Regions from separate parts of the Homo sapiens genome. Here region 2 is linked to region 1. A link is a loop called in an ENCODE intact Hi-C map of the cell type or tissue named here. Cell type or tissue: CD4-positive, alpha-beta T cell. All regions are shown on one strand.

Region 1 (5,000 bases):
CGCATCCAGTTGTTTGTGGATATCCAAGGTTTGGTGAACAGAGGAATATGTTGCAGGGGGTGATGGGGGGCTGTGAGTAGGTTGGGGGTGACGCCAGATCTGTACATATCACTTCAGCACTCTGTTTTATGTATTGGGACTTCCGGTAAGGTTTTGTTTAAGAAAAGATTCCTGCTGCTAGAAGAAATGGTTAAAGACAATAGATCCAGCCCAGCTCCATGCATGAAGTCATCATGCAGCTTCTTCTCAGATCCCTCCAGTGACAGGGAGCTCATTACCATTCCATATTTGGTTGTAATAATATATTGTATAGAGCAGAAATCTGCTTCCCTGGGGCTCCTACCCATTTGTCCCAGTTCTGCTTTCTGGAGACAGACAGAAATAGTTTAAACCAATTTCCAGCTTTCAGCTCCATCAGAGCAGAAACTTTGTCAGTCTGGTTCTTTGGTGACTCTCTGGAGCAATGGCTGGCACAGAGTGGAAGCTTAATAAGTGATACTCGAATAAATTAATGAATGAGGAGCTTCATGTATCTGTTGTAGGATTACCATATGATTTAAGTCTTCAAGACTGGCACACCTAAGAGCTCACATGGTGGAAACCTCCTCACCCCTCCTCAACCTGGATCCTCTCTGTCAAAGGAGTTCTGGATGGAGAGGCGTATGCTAAGGATCTTTGGGCAAGGGGCAAGGACCCTTGGGATTTAATTTATCTACCAAGTGCTTCTGAAAAAAAGCTGTACAAAAAATGCACTGCATAAAAGCAACTTGATAATCCTGATGAAAGCAACCAGACCCTTATCAGGGAATGAGCTATGACCCTGGCATGAGGGTCAGACATCATCGATGGTCACCAATGTAGTAAGACTTGAGAGGCACTGGAAAGTCTCACCGGCTCCCGTGGTAAGACCAGAAACTTCACCATCAGAGAGTCATTACTTTGGGTAAAGTACTTCTCTCTCCTTTAAATGTAATTAGCGGACATAGTGAGTTGCCAATATCTTGGAGTGAATTCGCTGACCTAACTCTTTTCTTTAAGGATAAGGGACCTTAATGATGCTGGATTCTGGGGAAGAACCAGGCCTCAGAGAGAGAAGGGGCAAAATCTGCTGAGCTAGAGGGTGGAAGGAAAGTACATTTTGTTTAACTGGATAAATATTCAGGCCCCTGCAAGCTGCTTCAGTGTGGAAAAGACAATTTGGGGTGGGGGAACGGTAGTCTGGCCCCACATAAACCCTTTAAAATTGCAGACTCCCCCATCCCCCGCCACTGAGAGTCTTCCACATGAATTTGATGTAATGGGAGTAGCACACTCACACATTTTGGAAGATAAGAGCTGAATGTGTTTAAATAACTATCAGGCTGGCGGGAAAGATATCCAGGCTTGCCTGGAGCCACCTTTTCACCACAGAAGGGAAAAACCTAACCCTGACAAGCACGTGGCTGATTATTAGCCGTGTGATGAAGTGTTACTTCCTGTGCAGGACATTCGCATTTCTTGAGAAACTCTTTCTCAATCATAGTGAGTGATATTTTTAGAAAATGAAGGCCTTTGTTTTCTTCCTCTATGTGTATGCTCCCCGCTTCCCTTCACTTCCCCCAAGTCCCATACCCTACCCCAGAGAAGAGATTTAATGAGGGAGTGCATGTCCCCACATGGGGTGGGGGGAGGAGAGTGGGCAGACAATCAGAAAAATGCAATTTACCTGCCCTAGTAGAACTTGAATCACCATACAGACATCTCTTTCATAGTTTTTGCAGCCAAATGTTGCTTTCCTTTCTTGTTTTCCTTCCAGATAATGCAGCTAATATCTTTTCCTTGTGGGGTTGTATTTACTATTCTGAGATCACATTAACATTACTCATTTAACAATCTGCAATGTTTTGAAACCGACATGTCTCACCATATCCCAGAATGGGGTTTTTTTCTCCGCCTGATGCTTTGATTGATAAGGACCGCCCATGACCATGACCTTTAAGATGCATAGTCCAGAGGGCATGGGGTTTGGGCGAAAGGCGGCAAAGGCCTCCCTATCAGCAGGATCACTGTGAGCTCCTGCTCAACAAATGACAGTGCACACTTCACTGCAGATTGGATGCTTTCTGAACTGGTGGAGGCTCAGGAAGCTGCTCTGAGCTGCCCAGACTGAGCAACTGAAACTAAAAGTGAAGCCGTCAAACGCAGCTTCCTGAGCTTTCAGTTCTGGTTGATTTGATGGAGAGTGGGGTGCTATGTTCTCTAACTGTTTTATGGCAGGATCTGTGCACAGGGGTGAGAGTAAAGACTATTAAGAGATCATCCCCACCCTGAAGGAGTTTTCAGTCTAGCAGAGAGACAGACATGTAAATAAGTGTGGTAGATGCCTTCCGAAGATATATACACTGTGGCAGATCGGAGAAAGTGGGCAGTTCTCTAAGGAGGGGAGAGGAGTTGGGGGGATGGGGAAAGTTATAGAAGACTAAAGAGAGAATGCTTGGACTAGGCCTTCATGAAGAAGTAGGCGCTGTCTAGGTGGGAATGAAACGCAAGTGTATTTTTTTTTTTTTGCCTTTGCAAATACATTGAAAAGCATGATGCTCTGGGGGAACTTCTAGAACTCTGATGGCCAGAGTATAAGTTGGAGAGAAGGAAGGGGGAAGAGCAGAGATGAAATATAGGAGGCAGATCACAGAGCCCCCTGCAGGCCCTACAATGGGGTTTTTATTCTACCACATAGGCAATGGGAAGCTACTGGCTAGACTTTAAGTAAGGCAGAGGCTTATTAGACTTTCATTTTAAAAAGGTCGCTTGAGTATCTGTGGGGAGAATAAGCCTGGTTGAGACAGAAGGCAAGAAAAGTAGTTGGGAGGCTGTTAAAATAATTCAAGAAAGATGTGAAGTTTGCAAATAAGGGAGTGGAAGAGTGGAAGGATTAGAGAAGGAGAGAATTACCAAGATTTGGTGATTGGGTAGTAGAGGGAGAGGGTTGAGAGTTAAAGGAAAACGAGACATGTAAGATGCCACCCAGGATTCTGGTTTGAGTGACTATAGAAGACATGGAACGAAAGGGGTGTAAGACAACTAATTCTGTGTTGTGCATGTTGAATTTGAGATGCTTGTGGGACACCGAAGTGGAGAGGCCCAATGTGCAGTTGCTTATGTGGGTTTGACGCACAAAAGATAGGTCAGGGATGAGGAGAAAAACATGAGAGCCATTGGTGAGCAGGTGGCTGTTGAAAGCATGGCAGGGGAGGCCCTGTCCTGTGGGAAGGGCAGAAGGTCAAGGACAGTCCCTCAATTCGTCAACTCAAAGTTGTGGGCAAAGATGGAAGAGCCAGAAAGGGCAACTGCCAAGGAGAAGAGGAGAAATTTGTGTCAAGGAAGGCAGGAGAGAGGGTTTCAAGAGGATAAGACTGGTCCACAGTGTCACACGCTTCAGGGAGGCCAGTGAGACGAAGACTAAAAGCATGCACTGGATAGAGCACTTGGTGATCTTGATGCAGTGAAGCCACAGTGTGGCCCTGGGTGTGGAGGTGAAATTAGCATAGGTGGAAATGGGAGGTGAGTGAGTGGAGGCAATGCACGCGGAAGGCTTGCCCAGGAGAAGGAGGAAAGAGCTTCACCAAAATATTTAGAACTACTGATTTTGTCTGAAAGTTATTTCACAACCAAACAAGGCAGGGTAGTGTCATAGGACAAGAAAGGTGGATTTTGACTACTGAGAACTTCTCACTGTGTTGCAGGCCCTGGGCTGAGGGCTTTGGCATTACAGTCTTGAGTATTCTTTTATTGTATTCTGTCCTTTCATTTTCCTCCAAGATTTTGCAGCCACTCTCCCCTCCCTGCTCAGATTCTACCTCTGCTGTAGCTGGGCTTACACCGTAAGGGCATTTGAGGTCTAGATGAAATCTTAGAAATATAAGACTCTCTCAAAGTTTTTCAATAAGCAGGGCTAATACTAATAATCAATGCTAAACAGCAATCAACAATGTCATGATACCCTAATAAACCTTTAAAGAAGAACTTAGACAAGAAAGCTGTCAAAATGGAAATGGGGGTAGAGTCTTGGCCATGTCAGGGGAAACAAGCACAGAGACCCAGGGTGGTGAGCATGTGTCCTGGGAGGTGGTGGTGCCAGGTGTCCACCACGCTATGTGAGGCAGCCACGTTATTGTTTTGAACAGCGTATCCTCAACCTAGCCTCTTCTAATTGTATAATCACAAAGCTGTAATCACTGATTCCAAAGAGCTGGAAGCCTCAGACGATTGAAAAGTCAAAATGCAGATGTGACAGTAATACAGGAGACACACCTTCCTGTGTGCAGAGGTGGTGAAATGAGAGAATTAATGGTTGGAACAGTTGTCAGGGTTTCCAACTTCTCTAACTTGGAAGGAGTCATTAGGTGAATAAATAGCATACTCCCACTCACACCAGCAGAAGCCAGAATGACCTAGTGGGTAGATAGGGAGTAGCTGTAGTAATAGAACTTGTGTTTCCTCATTGAGTTTTTAATAGAGTTCAGGATCTATCTTTGCCCCTTGTCAGGGGCCACGTTCAGTCCCTCCCATCTCTCCTTCCAGCATCCTTCTTCCTTCGTAGAAAATGGCTTCTATATTTTAAGCCCAGAGTAAGTACCAGGCACAGCACTAAGCATACTGAATATATTCACTTACTTGCATTTTGCAGCCACCCTATGGGGTAGGTGACAACTATTATCCCCATTTTACAGCTGAAGAAACTGAGGTTTGAAAGATTAAGTAACTTGTTCAAGATACATTGCTAGGTGATGGCAAAGTCAGGATTCATATCTAGCTGTGTCTGAATTTTATACCTGTGCTTTTAATTGTTAAGTAACAAGCTATAGCCAAGATACAATCTTTGACTTTTGTTCTCAGTTGGCTGTTACTTCCTCTTAAAGTGTTACTTCCCCCCAATTTTTTTTTTTTTTGGAAACGGAGAGGACTTTAAGAATCTTGAATATTGTTCTGATATATAATGTATTCTTAAAAACATATGACAA
Region 2 (5,000 bases), 740 kb after region 1:
TTCTGAAAGCTGTCGAAAACTATTTTAATAATTTAAAGTAATATCACAACTCTGCACCATGGAGGACTACAATTCGCAGTCTCCCATCTTTAACATTAGCCAAATTATGACTTGCACATCACTCTTTAATTATCTCTTGAAATTTCATCTGATCTTTCTATTTTATAAACATGGGTTACAAAGAGAAATTATAGCTCTCCTGCGCTTTCTCTCTCTCTTTTTAACTTTATAATGCATACTGCAGACGTTTGATTAGAATCGCCCATTTTGTTCATTTTTAACATATGAATGGACTTGACTGAGGGGCATTTTACATGTCTTTTTTAAAAATAGATATGCCTAAAGCTTCTGTTAGTCTCTGTCGTGTTAGCGTAAATATATACATCCAGTTCAAGAAATCCTATATTAAAAAAACTTGAGTTGCAGTATTTTGACAAGATCGTATTTGAGATCGACTCTGAGTCAGTTTCCTGTATGACCAATGCAGCAGCATTTATGCAGGAAACCTCAACAGAATGCCTGAGGGTATCCCTCAATTGTATATTAAATCTCTTTCTTAAAAAATTATACAGCTCTTTACAGCATCTAAGCTACTTCTACTGTCTTTGGTGCTGTAAGTCTTTAAGTGTGTAACGAACTTCATCTAATTAGAAACCCTGTTTCTTCAGCTCTTCAAGGTAGGCACTGAACTAGGATGCATGCTGCCTTATCTCTCCGATAAGGTTTCTGAGATGTTAACAATTGCAGGGATCTGGGTCTGAATATTTTTGAATATCCGCAGCCTTGTAATCAGATGAATGCTAAATTTCAAAACCGAATCACAGGGGTATCTTTCCCCCTCTTTTTACAGCACTGCCCCCACCCCCCGTGAACATAATAAATCTAATAAATCAAACCAATACTGTGAATGCCTTTTAAAATTACAGATCACAATAGTGTTTACCCCTCCCCCCCAAAAATCCCTCAATTTTACCTCTTCTTTAATGTGATGTTTGATAGGCACCTGTAAATTATCTGTGTAGCAAATATCCATACAAAGAAAGTTTCAATTAAGATAAGGAGATTGTATTGAAACAGTTCTTTGAAGTAATGTAGTTAATAGCCTGTTTGATTTCTGCTTGTGAGAGAGTAATAACGTGGATTCAAGGCTCCATCAATCACAGAGCAGATGTAAGACTTGAGACACCGACACCCAGGGGAATAGAGGCAAACTCCTGCAGTGCAGGGTCCCTGGGCTAATGTAAAGTAAATACTCATAAACAGATTGAATGTTGTAAGAAGACAATCCATTCAGGACAGTTATAATCATGAAAGCAACTGCTTTATTTATCTATAAAAAAGCTTGTAGCTGGAACTTGCTGTGTATAAAAGGTGGGAGGGAGAGTAGTATATGTTTATATGACCCACTACTTCTGGGCTCTTTCTTGTACTGAAACACAGAATCCGGTACCCACACACCTATATTCTTGCTGCTTTACTAGCCAAAAATCCAACTCTCTAAGTTAATCTCGTGTATTTACACGGTAAAAAATTAAAAATCATTCTTGCCCCTCAAGGGGATGGGAGAGCAGTAGACATTATTCAGTGTCTGTGAATCGCTTCATAAAGGATCAGGAGGATTAAGTTAGTTGCAAAAACCAGCAGTGACATAATTAGGCAGCTTGGACTATAATAAACAGGATCATAAAAAAAGAAAAAAAAGGAAAAGTACAGTTTGAAGAAAGAAGGCGACCATTTCGAAAATGCAAACCTCTCTGCGTACCCCTGGGCCTCCCCTCCCCCAAATTGCAAAAGACAACTGAAGCATTTTTGACCTTGGCTACAATAATACTTCATGTTTTAGCACTTTAGTCAGCATTTTATCTACTAATTGCTACACACTACCGCATGTGGCTCGAATCTGCCACTGCAGCTTTCTCTCATTGGTGAGCGAATTGCTTGATAAAGACTGGGAATTCAACCTGGCTGTTTCCTTTCTTGCTCCCCCTCAGCCATCCACCCCCCCACCCCTTTTCTTTCCTCTTCCAGCTAGAAGCCACTAATTTTCCCAGAAAATACCACATGGATGAGAATAGGGACAGTGAATTGTTCCCTGATCTCTCTCCACTGGTTAAAGCTCGGGTCACTTTTGCGATCCGGAGGCAAAACGGAGGCGGTGAAGGGGGGTAATGGGGACGAGGAATTAGGGGGACGAAGCGAGGGGCGAGTGGATTCTGGCCTGTTGGCGGACCTGATGCTAGGTGATTCTGAACGTGGGTCCCTTGCCCAGTCCATCGCTGGTTGGAAGTCTGTGGGGCTCCACGCTGCCCACCTGGGGACCTCGAGTTAGGCACGCTCTCCTGCTCTTGCTTGGTCAGTAAGTGGGGTTCGAAGGGGTAGCCCTGGAGTCTGCAGACTGATTCGTAAAGAACCAGCACTGTCTGAGGGTCAGCCACCGCCTGGTCCCATCCCCCTCTATGCCTGGCGCCATCGTGAGCGGCGGGGGCGGGTGGCGTTATTAATAAGGAGGCCTTGAGCAGAGCAGGCTCGCCAAGCCTTAGTGCAACAAGTCTATTGGTTTGAAGGAGGATCAACCGGGTTATACGGGTCATTGCTTTCCAGGAGACCTCTAGTGGTCAAAGGTTGAGCTACATCTCAAATTTGGGTCTATTCGTCGCCTGTCTCAAGAGCTGTGGTGGGGGTGGGACTCCAGCCCAGGTCCAGGTGGTAAAGGCTGGAAGCTTCAGAAGGATGGGTATGGGGACAGATTTCTCATGAACTTGGAGCCGGAGCCAAGAGAGACACAGGGAACTCGGAGCAAGTGATCCCCTGGGAAGGGTCATGTGATGCCCTTTGTGGGCACTGGAAGCCCCAAGTTCCCCTGCCCTCGATACAGATGGAGACTTCCTATCTCATCTTGATTTTCCTCCCGAGTCTGAGATTAATCAAATATTATGCAGGAAGTTGGATTAAATTTGCTCAAGCCTTTCCAGTTACAATAGCAATGCTGAGTCTGTTTATTTTTTCTAATTTGTTTGTAAATTAAAGCCAAGTCCCATTCCCTCACCCCAATCACAAATACACCCTAACACCCCTTAATTTTAACAATTTCATTGCCTTCAAGTGCCCTTGACATTTATGGGTTACTTAGTATAGAAATAACTAAGCTTTTTTTTTTTTTAATTGCCTGCACTGCGGGGTACATATATGACGTTTGGCTAAATTGTAATCTTGCCCCTCTATTCAGAATGCCACGGCATTCCATCTCAAATGGCAGGGTGCTGGAGGAAAGGGTAGTGGTGACTCAGGCTTTCAGACTCATTTGTGATCCACATATTAATAAATAATTTGATCAAATTTCCCCCCAGCATGGTATTAAAGAAATTCCTGGGAACACCTATCATAGGTCATACTCAAAACAGAGGTCCCAACCATCTGAGGTTATGAAAACATCTTGCCATACCTGATTTTTTTTTAAAGGAGACAAGAAAAAATGTACAGACATGGAGTCTTGGCTCCAATGGGGCACTCATATATTGCCTACTAAAATTTCTCTGTGCAGTTTCAAACGGACATTAATGATGCCTTGTATTTGGTGATTTACAACTTATAATTACTTGACAAGCATTAAGTAACTCATTACCTAGAAGCAGAGTGGGTACGGTAGGTAAATCACTAGACTGAAAGTCAAGGGGATCATTCTTCTCTGATTTGCTGTGTCTCCATGTCCATGACTATAATTATCTGCAGGACTCAAACCCTAATTCTGGCTTTGTCGGAATTTCTCAGTTATTGTGGCAGAATTATCCAGGCTGGTCATCTGTATAGAGGCAGCTGCCCTTGCTGGGGAGTCATTCAGACCCATGGAAGTGCCGGCAAGTCCCTTGACCGCCTCCACCTACATTTTGCCATGTCACAGACTGATAATTTTATGACTTGTTATTGCAGGTTGAAATATGTAAACGTGGTAATTCACTAAGGGTATAAGGAGATCTGTGTACTTCAGAAGAAAAATAATACCAAGAAAAACAGTGAGGTTGGTTCTGTTTTCATTTCCAATAAGCTTTGGCCAAAATAAAATTGGGTGGGCTTTCAACAAAGATAGTAGGGGACCAGATGAATTTCCCTCAGGGCTTAAACAACGCCCTTCTAGAGATGTGCTGGCACTAGTTCCCGCAGACTCCCTAGAGCTGATGATTACATTTTCAGAAATTTTGCAAGTCAGATGTCAAACACATCCACTATTGAACATTAAATTATATAAGCTCTCAAATAAATTATATTAGAAAACAATGGTAATATACCCTCAACACTCTAATTGTTTTACTATATTTAACTGTTATCTATACTCTGGAGGTTATTTATGTCTTTTGTATTTTTGTGGCCGCAATACAGTATCCTCAGAGGACTGGTTCCAGGACTCCTGGCAGATACCAAAATCTGTGGATGCTCAAGTCCCTTATATAAGATGGCATAGTATTTGAATATCACCTACTCACATCCCCCTTATACTTTAAATCATCATATTGTAATAACTAATATGATGTAAATGCTATGTAAACAGTTGTTATATTGTTTTATTTTTCACTTATTTTTATTTTTCACTTATTTCACTTATTTATATTTTTCACTTATTTTTATATTTATTTATTTATTTGTATTTTTTTGAGACAGTCTCATTGTGTTGCTCAGGCTGGAGGGTAGTGGTGAAATCTCTGGTCATTGCAACCTCCGCCTCCTGGGTTGCAGCGGTTCTCCCACCTCAGCATCCCGAGTAGTTGGGACTACAGGCGTGCGCCACCACACCTGGCTAATTTTTGTATTTTTTTGGTAGAGGCAGGGTTCCAACATGTCAGTCAGGCTGGTCTCAAACTCCCGACCTCAAGTGATCCACCTGCCTCGGCCTCCCAAATTGCTGGGGTTATAGGCGTGAGGCACCATGCCTGGCCTTTCTGAATATTTTAAATCTGCAGTTGGTTGAATCCTCAGATGCAGAACTTGTGGATATGGAGGGCCAACTC

The links. Peaks named below come from ENCODE experiments on the same cell type or tissue, not always from the same donor. Only the 100,000 strongest peaks of a DNase experiment are listed, where the experiment ranks them.
Region 2: it touches region 1 in a loop (3-fold over the local background); 4 of 110 quality-filtered maps call a loop at or near these places.

What each region holds. Positions count from the first base shown.
Region 1 is chr10:62,634,685-62,639,684 of GRCh38, reverse strand. All of the region lies in intron 1 of LOC105378327 (a long non-coding RNA gene), which reads left to right. Among named protein-coding and RNA genes, the nearest start is that of ADO, 170 kb to the left of the region's middle. RefSeq lists enhancers at 1,544-1,773, 1,784-2,023, 2,314-2,403. In CD4-positive, alpha-beta T cell, CTCF peaks have their summits at 2,470 and 2,685 (motif pointing left); DNase peaks (open chromatin) are centred at 1,454, 2,084 and 2,674; H3K4me3 peaks cover 1,324 bases; H3K27ac peaks cover 3,118 bases.
Region 2 is chr10:61,894,737-61,899,736 of GRCh38, reverse strand. No RefSeq gene overlaps it. Among named protein-coding and RNA genes, the nearest start is that of ARID5B, 4.5 kb to the left of the region's middle. RefSeq lists an enhancer at 2,730-2,899. In CD4-positive, alpha-beta T cell, CTCF peaks have their summits at 2,373 and 2,616 (motif pointing left); DNase peaks (open chromatin) are centred at 476, 1,906 and 2,596; H3K4me3 peaks cover 1,663 bases; H3K27ac peaks cover 337 bases.